3 separate regions of the Mus musculus genome follow, and regions 2 and 3 are each linked to region 1. A link is a contact called in ENCODE Hi-C or POLR2A ChIA-PET data. All regions are on one chromosome and are shown on one strand. Each heading gives the region's core, a stretch centred on a gene start or an enhancer-like site at or near the end of the contact. The rest is flanking DNA. Distances are from core to core; before and after follow the strand shown. Region 1 holds the start of Pwwp3a (PWWP domain containing 3A, DNA repair factor). Region 2 overlaps Efna2 (ephrin A2). Region 3 holds the start of Gamt (guanidinoacetate methyltransferase).

Evidence for each region. Hi-C counts contacts between places; a loop is a spot of excess contacts on that map. ChIA-PET counts read pairs that join two places held with the same protein, here RNA polymerase II (POLR2A).
Region 2: a loop to region 1 is called in a map of left cerebral cortex, with 2.3 times the contacts of the local background. The contact joins the enhancer-like site here to the promoter of Pwwp3a in region 1. A Hi-C loop is called at or near these places in 5 of 37 maps with a recorded cell type or tissue (gastrocnemius, heart, left cerebral cortex and 1 more). POLR2A ChIA-PET finds 5 or more read pairs at or near these places in 4 of 5 experiments (Patski and embryonic stem cell).
Region 3: POLR2A ChIA-PET joins it to region 1 with 24 read pairs in Patski. The contact joins the promoter of Gamt here to the promoter of Pwwp3a in region 1. POLR2A ChIA-PET finds 5 or more read pairs at or near these places in 4 of 5 experiments (Patski and embryonic stem cell).

The regions. Positions count from the first base shown.
Region 1 is chr10:80,223,677-80,228,548 of GRCm38, reverse strand. Pwwp3a (PWWP domain containing 3A, DNA repair factor) reads right to left here and starts at 1,951. Exons shown (of 14, transcript NM_023431.5): 1 at 1,845-1,951; 2 at 111-227. The coding sequence starts at 167.
Region 2 is chr10:80,188,066-80,192,937 of GRCm38, reverse strand. Efna2 (ephrin A2) reads right to left here. Exons shown (of 4, transcript NM_007909.3): 3 at 4,431-4,496; 4 at 2,928-4,269. The coding sequence ends at 4,148. Among named protein-coding and RNA genes, the nearest start is that of Efna2, 11 kb to the right of the region's middle. Within about 2 kb of position 2,022, at least 2 of the 3 ENCODE cell types and tissues checked have a DNase peak (open chromatin) inside an H3K27ac peak, as active enhancers do; they include heart and left cerebral cortex, where a contact is called at or near this core.
Region 3 is chr10:80,258,712-80,263,583 of GRCm38, reverse strand. Gamt (guanidinoacetate methyltransferase) reads left to right here and starts at 2,572. Exons shown (of 6, transcript NM_010255.4): 1 at 2,572-2,863; 2 at 3,671-3,816; 3 at 3,920-3,983; 4 at 4,340-4,407; 5 at 4,534-4,644. The coding sequence starts at 2,683. It also overlaps a transcript of Dazap1 not described here.

The DNA.
Region 1 (4,872 bases), core at 702-3,201:
CAGGCTCGGCTCTCTCTCATAGTTACTCTGAGGAACAGAGCCTGATGAAGACTTTATTGTCACCAAAAGTCATTTCTAATTCCTGAAATTAAGAGAATAAGGGCTGTCACCTTCGCAGGCCACAGTCGCTTCCCCCATCGGCAGAGGACATACTTGGCATCCGTCATGACTCAGAAAGGAGTATCTGGGCGTGCGGTGGTACAGGCTTGACTGAGGCCAGAGGTCCCCTGCAATGAAATGTGTTTTAGAAAGGTGCTGCTTGCAGCAGTGAGGTTCACACAGACACAATCTTCCAGGGCAGAGGCTAGCCGCACACCCAGCTTCTAGGACACAGGTCAATTCAGAGCCTGGTCTTGAGACGTTGGGCAAAGAGCCAAGTGACAGTCAAGTGCAGGGCCCTGGAATTTGAGGAAATGTCTTGTTTTCTGTAAATAAAATTTAACAGATCCCCTCTTTAAGGTTGCACGCAAACTATGCTGCAGCAGCAAAGCTCACAAGCCCTCCCTGCCTCGGGCCTGAAGGGTGGCTGCAGCACACACCACACTCCACATACCCCATTCCCTGGAAGGACAGGGACAGATGCAGGGTTCTGGCAGAAGCAGCCAGGGCTGTGAACAGAAATGGAAAGATGGGGGAAGGGGGACCAAAGCAGCAGGAAGGACGGCAGGAACAAGGGAACTACCAGCAGAAACAAGGGTTTATGTAGTAGAAGGGATCGTAGAAGCAGGAAAGGTTTTCCAGAGGGATTACAGGCAGCAGAGTTGGGGGAACAGGGTTCCCAGCAAGGATGGGAGTTCATTAAAGCAGGGTGGGGTTTCAGGAGATAACAAGGGCTCTGCAGCGTTATGGGAACTCAGACAACAAAAGATGAGGCTCAGGTAACAAGGACTGGGGTTTGGGCAGCAAATATGTCCATAGCAAAGAAAGAGGTTCAGGTAGGAGTCAGGTAAAAGAGGTGGGGTTTGCAGTAGGGAAACAAAGATGGGGTTCACAGAGGAACTGAGATTCAAGCTGCAGAAACTTGAGTTCAGCAGGAAATATAGGGTTTACAGCAATGAATGGGAGGTCAGGCTAGAGGGAGTTTGGGCGCGGAGACTGCGATTCTGACATGAAACTCAGAGTTCACAACAGGGATAAGGTTCGAGCAGCAAATTGGGGGCTTAGACTGCAGAGAGGGGGTCAAAGGGAAGAAATAAGGCAAGAAATCCAGAATTTTCAGCAAGGACATAAATTCAGGCTGCTGAGACAGGGTACCAAGCAGTAAATTCACGATTCAGGCGGCACGGGGTGTGTGTGTGTATGTGTGTAATGTTGGGTTGATACTGCAGAGGTCGAGGTATCCGGTCAATAAGGGGCCTCCAGCAGGAAACTCGGGGTCTTAGCAAGGACACGGGTTCAGGCTGCAAAAAAGGGGTATAAGGTAGGAAACTCGGGGCTCAGGTTGCAGAAGAGAGATATAAGGCCGGAAATACGGGGTTCAGGCTGCAGAAGATAGGGATCAGGCCGGAAATACGAGGCTCTCGGCAGGGATGGGGCTCAGGCTGCAGAGAAGGGGACTTAGGTCAGAAACACAGGGTTTGCACCAGGAAACGAGGTTCTCAGCCCCCCAGGGGCCTCGGCCGCACGTGGGCCCTGCGCAGAACCGGACGCGGCCCAGCTGGTCCAGCCCAGCCGCCGCCCTTCCCCAGGCTCTCCGCCTGCACCCCGCCCGGCCCTCCCCAGGCCGCAGCGGGCTCACCCACCCAGCCCGCCTGACGCGGCGTCCGAGCCTGAGCGACCAGGCCGCGGCGGTCCCAACGGCGGAAGCCCGCCCGCCAACCGCCGCCGCAAGCCCGCGCGCTCACCGCCTCCGCCGCCGCGCAGATCCCCGCGGGCTAGGGGCGGGGCCTGCCTCACAGCGGCGCCGAGTCCCGCCCGCGCCGCCGCCCAATGGGAACTGCGTACCTGCGCCTCGACCCCGCCCCCCAAGAGCGCGCCACCTCCTGCGGGCCACGCCTCAGCCCATCGGTCACGCCCTCCACCGCCTTCCCTCCTGCCCAACTTGTGGAGTGCGCGGCGAGGGCTCCCCCTGGGCCCGAGGCAGGGTAGACCGGGAGGCCCGCTCCAAGTCCCACCCCCCGCTGCTGGCCAATAAGAAGATGGAGCTCACATCATGGCCCCTCCCACAGACGGCGGCGGCCTCCCTAGACCACGCCTCAGCCCGTAGTCCACGCCCCAGTTTTCCTACATCCTGCAATGGTTCCTGAGACGGAAAGTGGGCCCTTTTTCCAGACAGATTTCCGCCTGCGAGCAGCTATGCGAAGACAGAGGGGGGTTGGGAAGGCGAAGGCCTCACGAGCTCCTCACAGACTTCTAGTACCTTCCAGCTTCCGAAGTAACCCGATTCCCACCCCAGAAGGAAGTTATCCCACCTATGTGGGAAAAAAAAAAAGCCATCCAGTGAGGATGCCCAAGTCCTGAAGTGGAAAATAGAATGTGAGATGGCCTCATACCTAGGTCCCCAAGCATAGTCAGCGACTGGGAGGGAGGGGGGCTGCATCCAGGACCTGTATCCATGGACTTTTCTAGAACTGGAAGTTTCCAGTTTGGCTGCCGACAAATGTTTTTGTTTTTGTTTTTTTGAGACAGGATCTTTCTGTATAGCTGTGGCTGTCCTGGTACTCACTTTGTAGAGACCAGGCTGGCCTCAAACTCTACCTGCCTCTGCCTGCCAAATGCTGGGATTAAAGGCGTGTGCCACCACTGCAGGTGAGGTTCACACTCAAATTCTTAACTAAGGCAGTTAGGCTGCTCACCTGAGCAATGTCACTGACCTGGTCTCTCATGACTGTTTTTCCTTTTTAAAATGGTTTACTTATTCCCATTTCATGCGCATTGGCGTTTGCCTGCATGCATGTCTGTGTGAAGCCATCAGATCTTGGAGTACTACAGGAAGTTGTGAGGGGCCACGTGGGTGCTGGGATTTGAACCTCCATCCTCTGGAAGAGCCATCTCTCCAACCTAAGTGTTTTTCTACTGTGCTTATTACAGATGGAGAACAAGTGTTGTTGTTGGCCACAGAGGTGAGATGACGGGCCTGCACCCTGGGTGTCATTAGGATGGTGGCTTGTGCCACAAGTGACATGGGGTCAGGAATCCCAGGCCCAGAAGCTTAGATGGCAGTACTAGGGTCTCCTGACAGCACTGGCCAAAGTGGGCAGTGTGTGTGTGTTCTAGGCCACTGATTCTCAGGTAATTCTCTTGAAGTGAGGATTGTCACATTGTCACCACCAAGCATTACTGGTCTGCATAAGCTTGGAGGTTATGCGTGGTGGAGGGGATGTGGGTGAGTGGGTGGTGTGAGCGTGTCCGTGGGATGCATGGGATGGCCAGGTCTCTCAGCAAGGTTGGTTCTATAGGTTCACAATTGAAGCAGAAGCAGTGAGCAAAAGATGGTAATGTAAGGAATTAGTTAAACCCAGTCACCAGTTAACCAACCCATTCATCAGTTTAGCCGTTTACTAATCAACCCATCCATTTAGTAACCTCTTCATGGTTTAACCAACTTGCCAGTTGATCCATTCATTACTAACTCACTTACCCATGAACCAGTTAACTTGGTCCCTGTTTAACCCACTCACTATGAACTCTCTTCTTCCTCAGCTTCAGTGAACAGATGTGCCAGGGTCGGGCACCCAGGAACAGAGGCCTTGACCCCCATTGCTAGTGCATTTTCCCATGTCTTTTCCTGTTGGGGGTCCTCTGAGATTCCATGACAAGTGACTGTCCTGTCCATTATGCACTGAATATCCTACATCAGGGCTAAACTGTAAAACTTGAGCAGGGACACAGTGAGGGCAATGCGGTTCCTCCTAAGGTCCCCTCACGACCTAACTGGGGTCTTGGATGTTGGGAATACCAGTGCTATGCTACCTTAATTCAGAGGAGATTGTGATGTTCCAATGTAATCTTTCAGAACATCCACAATTGGAAGTTCCCTGGACTAGCAGTACGTGTAGACTTCAGTCTTAGATTGAGTTCACTGCTACATGCAGTGCATCTCTCAGCTCTCAGCAGTGAACAAAGAGAAAGAGTCTGGGGAGAAGGCTCAGGAGCTAGAGTGCTAGCCATGCAAACTCAAGGACCTGAGTTCGATCCCAGGAATCCATAACAAAAACCCAGGTGTAATGATGCATGCCTCTAATCCTGTCTCTGGATGCCTGGAGTTTAGGCTCATATGCACAGACAGGCACGTGCATGCGTGCACACACACACACACACACAGGTAGAGCTGTGGTTAACAGTGCAGACTGATGCTCTTGCAGGAGATCTGAGTTTATTTCCCAGAATGCACATCAGGCAGCTAACAGCAGCCTGTAACTCCAGCGTCAGGGGACCTGATGCCCTCTTTTGACCTCCACAGGCACATGTGTGCGTGGGCACACACATGCGTGCACACATACACATGCACACACACTAACACACACATATACATGTATGCGCAAACACTATCTAGCAAAGGCAGGAGAAAGAGAGCATCCCCTTGGCCACTGAGGCTGCAGCACAGCAGAGATGGGACAAACCTCACTTGGGTCCTCAATCCACTGGCGAAACTCGGTTTCTGGTTGCAGGTGGACAAGGATTTGGAGAGAAGGAGAGGTGACAAACAGACCCAAGACAAGGGAGTGTGGATCTGAATGTAATTTTGTCTCAAAGGGAGCACCAGTCTTATAAGTGACTTTTACACAAAACAGAGGATGCCTACGAAGGACTGGCAGGAACCAACTGGGATAAAATTCTGTGTTAACAACTAGGATCAAAAGCAGCCCCACCACCGGCGCACCCCTTTAATCCCAGCACTTGGGAGGCAGAGGCAGGCAGATTTCTGAGTTT
Region 2 (4,872 bases), core at 773-3,272, 36 kb after region 1:
GTTCTGGCTCCCTCATGCTCCAGCCTTGTCCACTCTGAGACCTCTCTACTCATCCCCACAATCCTCGTCCCATCCTATCGGCCTGTGAGGCCTAAGCACAGGCTATAGGGAATCTCCACCGCCCAGCCTTCCCTCCGTTGGCCATACTGCACATAAGGCCAACGGAACCGCCCTCTTGGGGTTCCGTTTTCCATAGATGGGGTTAGGACCCTTCTTAGAGGACCCAGGTGGGGTCCTTCCCTCTCTTAGGACTGGTCTGTGGGCCTGTAAGTGTGGAGGGTGGAGATAGGGGAGCCCGGAACAGAGATTGGGTCCCAGGCCTACAGAACCCACCGAGCAGCCTGGTCCCCAGCCCTTCCTCCTCCCACCACCCTCCTACCTACTGCCCTGGGTTCAATAAAAATGGAAATGCCTGCCTCTGTGCAACAGGAGTGGCTTGTGGGAGAGCCCCAGAAACCCTATTCACCAATGGCTGGGGGATGCAGCTCTCTTCCAGCACCTGCAGGGGTTCCAGGAGGCGTCTGACCCCAAGACTGAGAACCCAACCTTTCCCAGACCTCCTCTATCCCACTCTGCACCTACCTTCAGAGGCCACACCCCTCCCACCCAGGACTTGCTTCCAAGCCCCGCCCTATCTGACCCCAGCCCCGCCCTCAATGAGTGTTTGCTACCCCCTCCTGAGACCAGGCATCCCCTGAGGGGAAACATGATTAGGGGTCTGAAGCCCCAGGTCTATGCACGTCCCTATGGGACACAGGGTAGTTGTGTCAACTGTGGTGATACACGGTTCCCTAGTGGCTTCGGGCTGTGTCTGGGTGGCCCCTGCAGCTCTATTCCAGGACAATGGAATAGCCCCAGATGCCAGGTGCTGAGATGGAGGAGAGGCACACCATAGGGCCTCACTTAAAGCTTACAAGGAGCTCTGACCTGACCATGAGAAATGAAATGATTTTTCATTTAATTTTATATTTTTACTTATTCACATTACAAGAGAGATGAAATTTTTTATTTATTCATTTAACTTTTTCATTTTTTCTTTTCATGCAAAGGCTTATTTGTTTCAAACGGGGGCACTTGCTATGTAGTCAAGGCTGGCCTCACTCACTGCCTCAGTCTCCCGCCTCAGCCTCCCCAGGACAATTTGTAATAAATGCTCTTTTTTTCTTTCTTTTTGATCATGCGGCTTTGCCTGCATAAACATATACAACGTGTTTTCAGTCGGTCAATGAACATCGATTGAGGGCTCACTGTGTACCAAATGTATTCTTAGTGGCAGGAAGGAAGGAAGATGGCGCTGGATCCTAACCCACGGGGGCAGAGGGTCTAAAGATAAAAAGAAAAGAAATATCCACACAAAGGAGATTTAGTTATACAAGAGAAAAAAAAAAATCCAAGCTGAGAGTCGCACACAGCTGCTACCCCAAGCACTGGGGTAGAAAGAATCTGGAATTCGTATCATCCTGGGCTACATAGCAAGGACAGCCTGGTCTACCTGAGACCTTGTTTCCAAATGAAAAGAAAAAGAGAAGGAGAGAGAGAGAGAGAGAGAGAGAGAGAGAGAGAGAGAGAGAGAGAGAGAGAGAGAGAGAGAGAGAGAGAATAAAAGAAAGAAAAGAAGGGCGTGGCGTTCGTTTGGGGGCCGGGGGTCTAGGAGGAAGTGGGTGCTGTCTTCAGTTGCTGGGACAAGGGAGATCTGATGGGCCTGAGCCGCCATCAGGATCCTGGGGGACCTCGAGCCTTGCTGTCCCCCACGCCACCACCCCCTGTCCACGGCGGCTACCGAGGCGGCAGTAAAGGGCTGCGGGAGAGAGATTGCTTCTCTCTGGAAGCTTCAGGTGGAAAAGACAAAGACGCGGGACCAGCATACCGATGCCGCCGCGCTGCGCCTGGGTGGGGGGGCGAGGGTGGGGGCGCCCCGGGGCGGAAGGACAAGGGACAAGTCCTGAGTTTCCGGCCTCGGACACCAGCACTGGCCCTGGCTGGACAGCGGCACACGGAGAGATCCCTGCGCCCGGGTCCCCAGTTGGGTCACAGACTTGCATGGCCTTGCCTGGCTTTTGCACGGACTCTGCAGCTTGCGCTTGGGGGTCCTCGGTGAAAGGGGGCCCTTCTTCATTCTACAGGGGCTCACTCTGTAGCCCAGGCTGGTCACGAACGCCGACATTCCCCTGCCCCTGCCTCTGGAGCCCTGGCTCGTTGGTAGCGTTGCTCTCGGGATCCCCTCTGAGCCTAGCACTCGTCCTCGGTGCGGCCGGGCCTCTCCAAGGCCACGTCCGCCGTCGGTCCGCCTCCGTGGGCAGCGCCGGCCGGGCTGCGGACACAAGGTCCTTTGTACGGTCCGCGGCCTCATTAGGAAGCGTCCCCCGTTGCAGGGCCCAACGCGGCTGAATTAATGCGCTCGGAGCGTCGCCTCAGCTAACTGTGCCGGCGCTGCGGGTGACACGCTGGCGAGGGGAGACCGCGGGGATCCCAGGCTCGCCGTCGGATCACCTGTCGCCCATGAGCCCAAGTGGGGCTTAGCTGGGGACTCCAGGTCTCTTTTCTCTCAGAGAGACATTTTAAAATTGCTACAGCTCACACCCCTGAGTCAGATGGGGAAACTGAGTCTCAGCAATGTTTATTTATTGTGTATTCGCCTGTGGGAGCGCGGGCACAAAGACCAGGGGCGACATCGGTGTCAGTCTCACCTCCCACCGCGCTGTCTTTTGTTTGCCGGTGCTCGCTACCGCTGGCCTGAATAGCCTCAGCCGCCATGTGCCACCCAGCCGCGGGTGACAGGCCGACAGGCCCGCCATCAAGGTGGACCCTCCCAGTAAGTAACCGTGAGAGCAGACAGGAAGCAGCGGACCCTGTCCGCAGCCAGGGGACTCCCCGGAACCCCCAACTCTGTCGGAAATCTAGCACACCTGTAACAGAGAGGCCCACGCTTAACAGTTTGTCCATTTTATTATAAAAAAATACAGACTTCAAAGCTGATTGTGATGAGGGGGCCGGGCCACCCGTCCCCCGCCCCTAGAAAAGCCCCAGCCACCACTCGCCATGGCGGCCATCCACAATATATATTTATATAGAATATATAGAAAACAGAGTGAGGAAACGTGGGTAGAAATCCGAAATCCGTATAAACGTGTGGTGTGGCCAGCTTCACTCAGTCCTTTGCCTGCTGTATTTTTGGTAGGTAGCTCCCCTTCCTTTCCAGTCCTGTATTTTTTTTCCTTCTTCTTTTTTTTTTTTTAATTTTTTTTGTTATAAACATTACTAGGTCACATGATCAAGGGGGAGGGCTCCAACGGAACAAAAAAAAATGAGTTTATTGCAAAGTGTTGCTTCTATCCTAAAAAGTCCACCCCACTCCCCCCACCAAAATAAATGACCCCTTGAATTGAAGGTCGGAAAAAAAATTTTTTTTAAAGAATTTCCATTCTGTCCTTAAGAATACATTAAAATAAATCACAGTATACACTTGCTGGTTTCTATTTACAGAAATAAACCGACAACGTCCCGGCTGGCCCCGGGGATGGTTGTGCCTGGTGGGGGGGCCCGGAGGGGCGAGTTGCGAGGGCTGAAGGGTTTCTGAGATGATGTGGGAGTGGGGCCCGAGAGTGGCTGGAAGAAGAGTGGGGGATGGCACCCCCAGAGTCCCCGAGAGGGGCTGGCACCGTGCGCCCTTTCTGGCTCAGGCTTGCCTGGCCTGAGGAATGCAAGGCAAGTCCGCGGTGGGCTCCATCTGGGACCCAAATAACAGGACACAGAAGAAAGGAGCAGCTGGAGGCCCCTGGATCTCCGGTATTCCAGGAAGGACAGAGATGGCTTCACCTCATCCCTGTGGCTTGTTCCCTTCCCAGTGTCACCAGCAATGTCAGGGAATAAATTAAATTAAAAGAAAAACCTTAAGTCTTTCCGACTGTAATTAAACAACACTGGATGGCCCTGGTGGCCCTGGTGAAAGCGAGTCAGCCTTGGGGGGGGGTCTTCTCCTCAGGCATTGGGACCCCATGTTGCATCCCAGGGACGGATGGATGGCCTCCTCCGGCGGGACAGCACCATGAAAGAGAAGCAGCAAGGATTTTGTCTCGGAGGTGGCCGTGGCAGGTCAGAGGGCAAAGGTCACGGGGTCCAGGTGGGGCTGGTGTTCTCCGGCCTGACACTAGGAGCCCAGAAGGGACCACAGCACAGGGACGGTGGTGAGGAAGAGGTGGCAGCCACCCAGGCCGCTGCAGGAGCTGTTACTGGTGAAGATGGGCTCTGGAGCCTCATACAGGGTCTCATCTGTGAGCACAAAAGGGGACAGGTTGTCAGCCAGTTCTGGCTATGCACTCTCAAAGGTCCCAGGATTGGTAGTCCCCGACCCCCAGCTCTTTGGATTAGTCATGGGGTCAAAGGGAGGGTAAGGGGACCTGAGTCTCTTCCATACCCCTACTGACACTTACTGGTTGGACGCACATAAACCTTGAGTCGCAGGCAGGGTCGGTCCACGAGGTTGGGAGGTGTGGCAGCTGGAAAAGAGGGCACATGCTGGGGCTGTATGCTCCCTTCTCCACACTGCTGACCTTACCCACAGAACTCCTAACCATGTGTTAAAACCCCAAACACAATGCCCTATGGTTTTTGGGAAGTCTCTTTCATGTTTCCTCCACCCAAACCTGACTCCAAAGGCTGAGTTATGTCTCAGACCAACCAGCCTAACCCTGGCAGGACAGGGTAAGATTTATTTATTTATCTATTTATTTACTCAGGCTGATTTGCCACAGGGTCTCTTTATGCAGCCCTCGCTGTTCTGGAACGCTCTATGTAGTCCAAACTAGCTTGAAAGTCAGAGATCCCCTTGCCTCTGTCTTCCACGTGTTGGGATTCAAGGCCTGCACCACTGTG
Region 3 (4,872 bases), core at 1,323-3,822, 34 kb before region 1:
GAAGAAGAAGAAGAAGAAGAAGAAGAAGAAGAAGAAGAAGAAGAAGACGACGACTTTGAATTTGAGAGTGACCTGGGTCCTAGTCTCTATGTCAGTAGAACATAATATAATAACAGCAAAGTATAACAAGCAACAATTCATTTCTGTGCTGGGTATAACAGCTCAGATTATAAAAAACAGTCCAAAGCTTTTGTTTGGAGACAGAGTCTTCCTATGTAGCCCCAATTGTCCTGGAACTCATAGAGATCTTGCTGTCGCTGACTCTGGAGTGCTGAGATGACAAAGCTACCCATTTTCTGCTTTAATTAGACCACATGAGATCATCAGAAGGCCACTCAGAGGAGTGGCGCAGTGGACCTAGAATTCAGTGGGGGAAGTGCTCTCCTGGCAGGCACAATGCCCAAGACCCTTCATGAGCTGCAGAAACCGGGCATAGCAGTACACATTGTTGATCCTGGCACTGGAGAGGTGGAGGAGGCAGGATCTGGAATTCGAGGTCATCCTTAGCTGTGTGAGAGTTTGAAGCTATCTTGGGCTACATGAGAACCTGTTTCTTCCAGAAGACCAAAGTTTGATTGTCAGGACCCAAGTGGGAAATCACAATGCCAGTGACTGCGCCTCAGGTGGTGCACAGGGATGAGACACCAAGTACATTAAAAAATAAAAAACAGCGGGGCGTGGTGGCGCAGGCCTTTAATCCCAGCACTCGGGAGGCAGAGGCAGGTGGGTTTCTGAGTTTGAGGCCAGCCTGGTCTACAAAGTGAGCTCCAGGACAGCCAGAGCTATAAAGAGAAACCCTGTCTCGACAAACCAAAAAATAAAATAAATAAAAAAACAAACCAAAACTCCCAAAAGTGCTAACTGTTGCGGTTCTAAATTGGAGCCCTGGTCTCCACTCCTGTTTTTAGCAGTTTTCCCCACCTGTAAAATGAGGGCACCAACAGTTATTGCTGTAACATCTTCTAAGGATTAAGAGTGTCACTGCTTTTCCAGCAGTTCTTAGAAAAATCATCAGATCGCTACACCTAACATGTCCAAGTGACCCAGTAGTAAGCTAGAGCTGCTGAATGACAGGTATGGATTAGAGCAGCTGAGAGAGGGCCGGCTTCTTGGACCTCACCAGGCCAATGAATGTCTAAACTTGAGGCATTCAGCCAGGCATGGTGGCATACGCCTTTAAATCCCAGCAGTTCAGAGGTAGAATCAGGCAGAAATCTGTGAGTTCGCGGCCAACTTGTTCTCAATAGCAAGCTCCAGGCCAGTCAGGAGCTCCTGTCTCTAAATAAACGGATAAATAGAAATAAAAAAATCAACTTGGGCCGGGCCTGGTGGCGCACGCCTTTAATCCCGGCACTGGGGAGGCAGAGGCAGGTGGAGTTCTGAGTTCGAGGCCAGCCTGGTCTACAGCGTGAGTTCCAGGACAGCCAGGGCTACACAGAGAAACCCTATCTCGAAAAACCTAAAAAAAAAAAAAAAAAAGAATCAACTTAGAGGAGCATCGTGGACGACACGCTGAGATCAGGAAGTTTCACAGCCTCTTCAAACAGTAAATCCAGTACCCTTGCGAGCCAGCCAGGCAAATGCAGAAAGTCAAGCCTCATTCCAAATGTGGTGCCAGGGAGCTTGCCCCGCCCCTCCAGAAGCCACAACAGTGCACGTGCCAGCATATGGTACTCTCCATGGCACTGGGACCACTGGTAGTCTCTAAACGTCCCTCCTTGCACCGCAGGCACTTCACCCCTCATGGCTCCAACTTCCTGCCTAGATAACTTGGCCCCGCCCAGGTCCGCAGGCTCCGCCCCATTCATAGTAAAAGGATGGACTCAGCTGGACTCCACAATTACCCTATCCTCAGGCCCCGCCTCCTTGGCGCCAGCCTCAGCTCTAGCGGAAAGCTAGGCCCCGGATCCTGTTTTGCCTCTACCAGGCTGGGCCCCACCCGTGAAAGAAGACTAGGCTTCGCCAGTAGCAGAACGCTTGGATTTCATCCTATCCCATAAACACCTACCCCATGGCTCTGTCCTCATCCGTAGCAGAAGGCTGGACACCACGGTCTCAGCCGGCTGGCCCCGTTCCTTAGTTTCGTCTCTCATACTTAGCAGAATGGTGACCCCACCCCATTGCTCCGGCCCCGCCCCTAGCAGAAGGCTGGACTCTGTCCTACCATACAGGCTCCATCCTGTATGGCTCCTGCCTGCATTCCTCATAGAAGTCTGGATTCTGTCCCAACCCACAGCTCTGGCCCCATCCATAGCAAAAGATTGGACTCCTCCCCAGCCCACCAGTGCAGGACCTATCCCATTCCGTAGATCCGCCCCTCAGAACTTTACTTTGGGCTCCAGCGAGTAGCCCCGACCGTGAGCACGCTCCACCCTGTCCCTCAGCTCCATCCACCCAGGCCCAGCCCAGTGCCAGGCTGGACCCCCTCCCAGAGCAAGGGCCAACCCTCTTCTAATGACTGGACCCACCCTAGCCCAGAAAAGCCCCGCCCCAGCGAGTAGGCCCCGCCCACACGGCTCAGCCACGGAGTTCTTTAGGGCGCATAGGCCCCGCCCCCGCCTCAGGCTCCCACCCACTTGAGTGCAAGGCTAATCTCTGTGCAGAGGCACCGCCCCACTCCGCCTCCACCGGCCCCGCGGCTCCGCAGCCCTGCGCTCCCGGCCTGGTTTGCACAGCCTCACCATGAGCTCTTCTGCAGCTAGCCCGCTCTTCGCGCCCGGCGAGGACTGCGGCCCCGCGTGGCGCGCGGCCCCCGCGGCCTATGACGCGTCTGACACGCACCTGCAAATCCTGGGCAAGCCAGTGATGGAGCGTTGGGAGACCCCCTATATGCATGCGCTAGCGGCGGCTGCTGCCTCCAGAGGTACTCTGCCAGAGGAAACTGAGGCTGCAGCTTAAAAGAGCAGGAGCTCCCATGCATGTTGCAAGTCTCAGTTTCCTTGCCTGAGGCACTGAGCTGCCTTGGGGCTACCTTGGTCGGGAAGGGAAGGGTATTTGCAAAAAGTGGACGCAGGAAAGAGGTCCCGGCTCCGAACTGGAACTTCCTCTCCCAGGGAAGATTTCTACTTCCCGGGGCTGGGTCTTCGGACCACAGTCGAGTGGAACTTAATAGAAAGAGCGAGAAAGAGCAGAGGGGCGTGAGGCTTGTGCTTGTCGGGAACCTCCGAGTCTCCAGGGGCTGTTGCTAAGAATAGCTTGGGAAAACTGAGCAGAGAGGCAGCTGTCCCGGTGCTGTGGCCCTGAACTTCTGTACAAGGGGTGGTGTCTGAGGCACCCCAGCTTCAAACAGGGCAGATGGGCAGTGAGTGAGTGGACTTCAAAGTTCACCCAAGGCAAATGAGGACTTGGTATTAGGTGCAGAATGAAACGTGGAGGGGCTGCAGGTGTAGAGCCTCCAAGCCAGGCTTGGCCCTTTCTCACAGATTAGAGCACAAATCGCGTGGGCAGGGGCTCAGAGTCCAGGGATCCCTGGGGCCAGGCCCTGGGCTCCCAGGCTAGCCGCTCTGATTGGCAGCTGGCCCGAGCCCACACTCTGCTGTTACTTTGTTCTGTCCACCCACATGGTCCTGCTGGCTGGCTGGCTGGCTGGCCTTGAGGCAAGTGTGAGCCAGGCCTCACATCTAAGTCCCCCTCCCCCACCCAAACCAGCTGTCATGTTTTGTCCTCCTAGGGGGCCGGGTCTTGGAAGTGGGCTTCGGTATGGCCATTGCAGCCTCCAGGGTGCAACAGGCCCCCATAGAGGAACACTGGATTATTGAGTGCAATGATGGGGTCTTCCAGCGTCTACAAGACTGGGCCCTGCGGCAGCCACATAAGGTACCTTCTGCCGCTGGGGTGCAGACTGGGAGTAACCCTCAGGGCTGGGAGATCATGGGGTCCCATGTGACCCTCAACCTCTTTTGACCCTCTCCTCTCCAAGGTTGTTCCCTTGAAAGGCCTGTGGGAGGAGGTGGCACCTACCCTGCCTGACGGTCACTTTGATGGTGAGGGAACTCTGGGAGCCTGGCAAAGGGGTTGAGCTCTGGGGAACCCGCTAGCGTCTGGGTACTACTTGGCAGCCTGTGCCTGCTTTTACACTACCATACCCTCTTCAGCCTGGTGGAGCTTGCCATCAAAAGGATGACCAAAGTTTGACCCCCAGGATGTACGTGGTGTAAGGAGAGAATGGATGCCTACAAGTTGTCCCCCATCCCAACAAACACACCTCCAATGTGCACTGGGGACACATCCGTGGGAAGGGCAGCTGTATGGGCTGGGTTAGCGTCCAAGGCCATGGGATGGCTCAGATGAGGTTGGGCAAGGCTGTGCCAGCGCTGACTGGTATGTGTTCAAACTGCAGGGATTCTATATGACACGTACCCGCTGTCTGAAGAGGCCTGGCACACTCACCAGTTCAACTTTATTAAGGTAGGACTGCAGGGGGCCAGGGACGGTGGGCCTTGGAAGGTCAGGTGGGCAGGGCATGTGACATTTACAGACCAGCAGCTCTCTTCCCATGGTCCTACCCCTTCCTGTCCACTGGCCTCTCTGCAGAATCATGCCTTCCGCTTGCTGAAGACCGGGGGCGTCCTCACCTACTGCAACCTCACGTCCTGGGGGGAGCTCATGAAGTCCAAATACACAGACATCACCACCATGTTTGAGGTATGCTGCCTGAGAGCAGGTGAGGAAGACCTTACCCCGAAGCTTGGCAGTGGCCTTCCTCAGGCCATGGCATGGGGGAGGCCCTCTGCTCGCTGGCCTAGGGGGCCAGAGCTCTCAAGAGGTCCGGTCAGGGTTGTGATTTTCCATTCTGAAGTCAGGAAGGCCCCCACTAGTCCTAGCCTCTGGTGGCTCCTCAGTGCTCTGTACAGCCCTGCTCACTGTACTCTA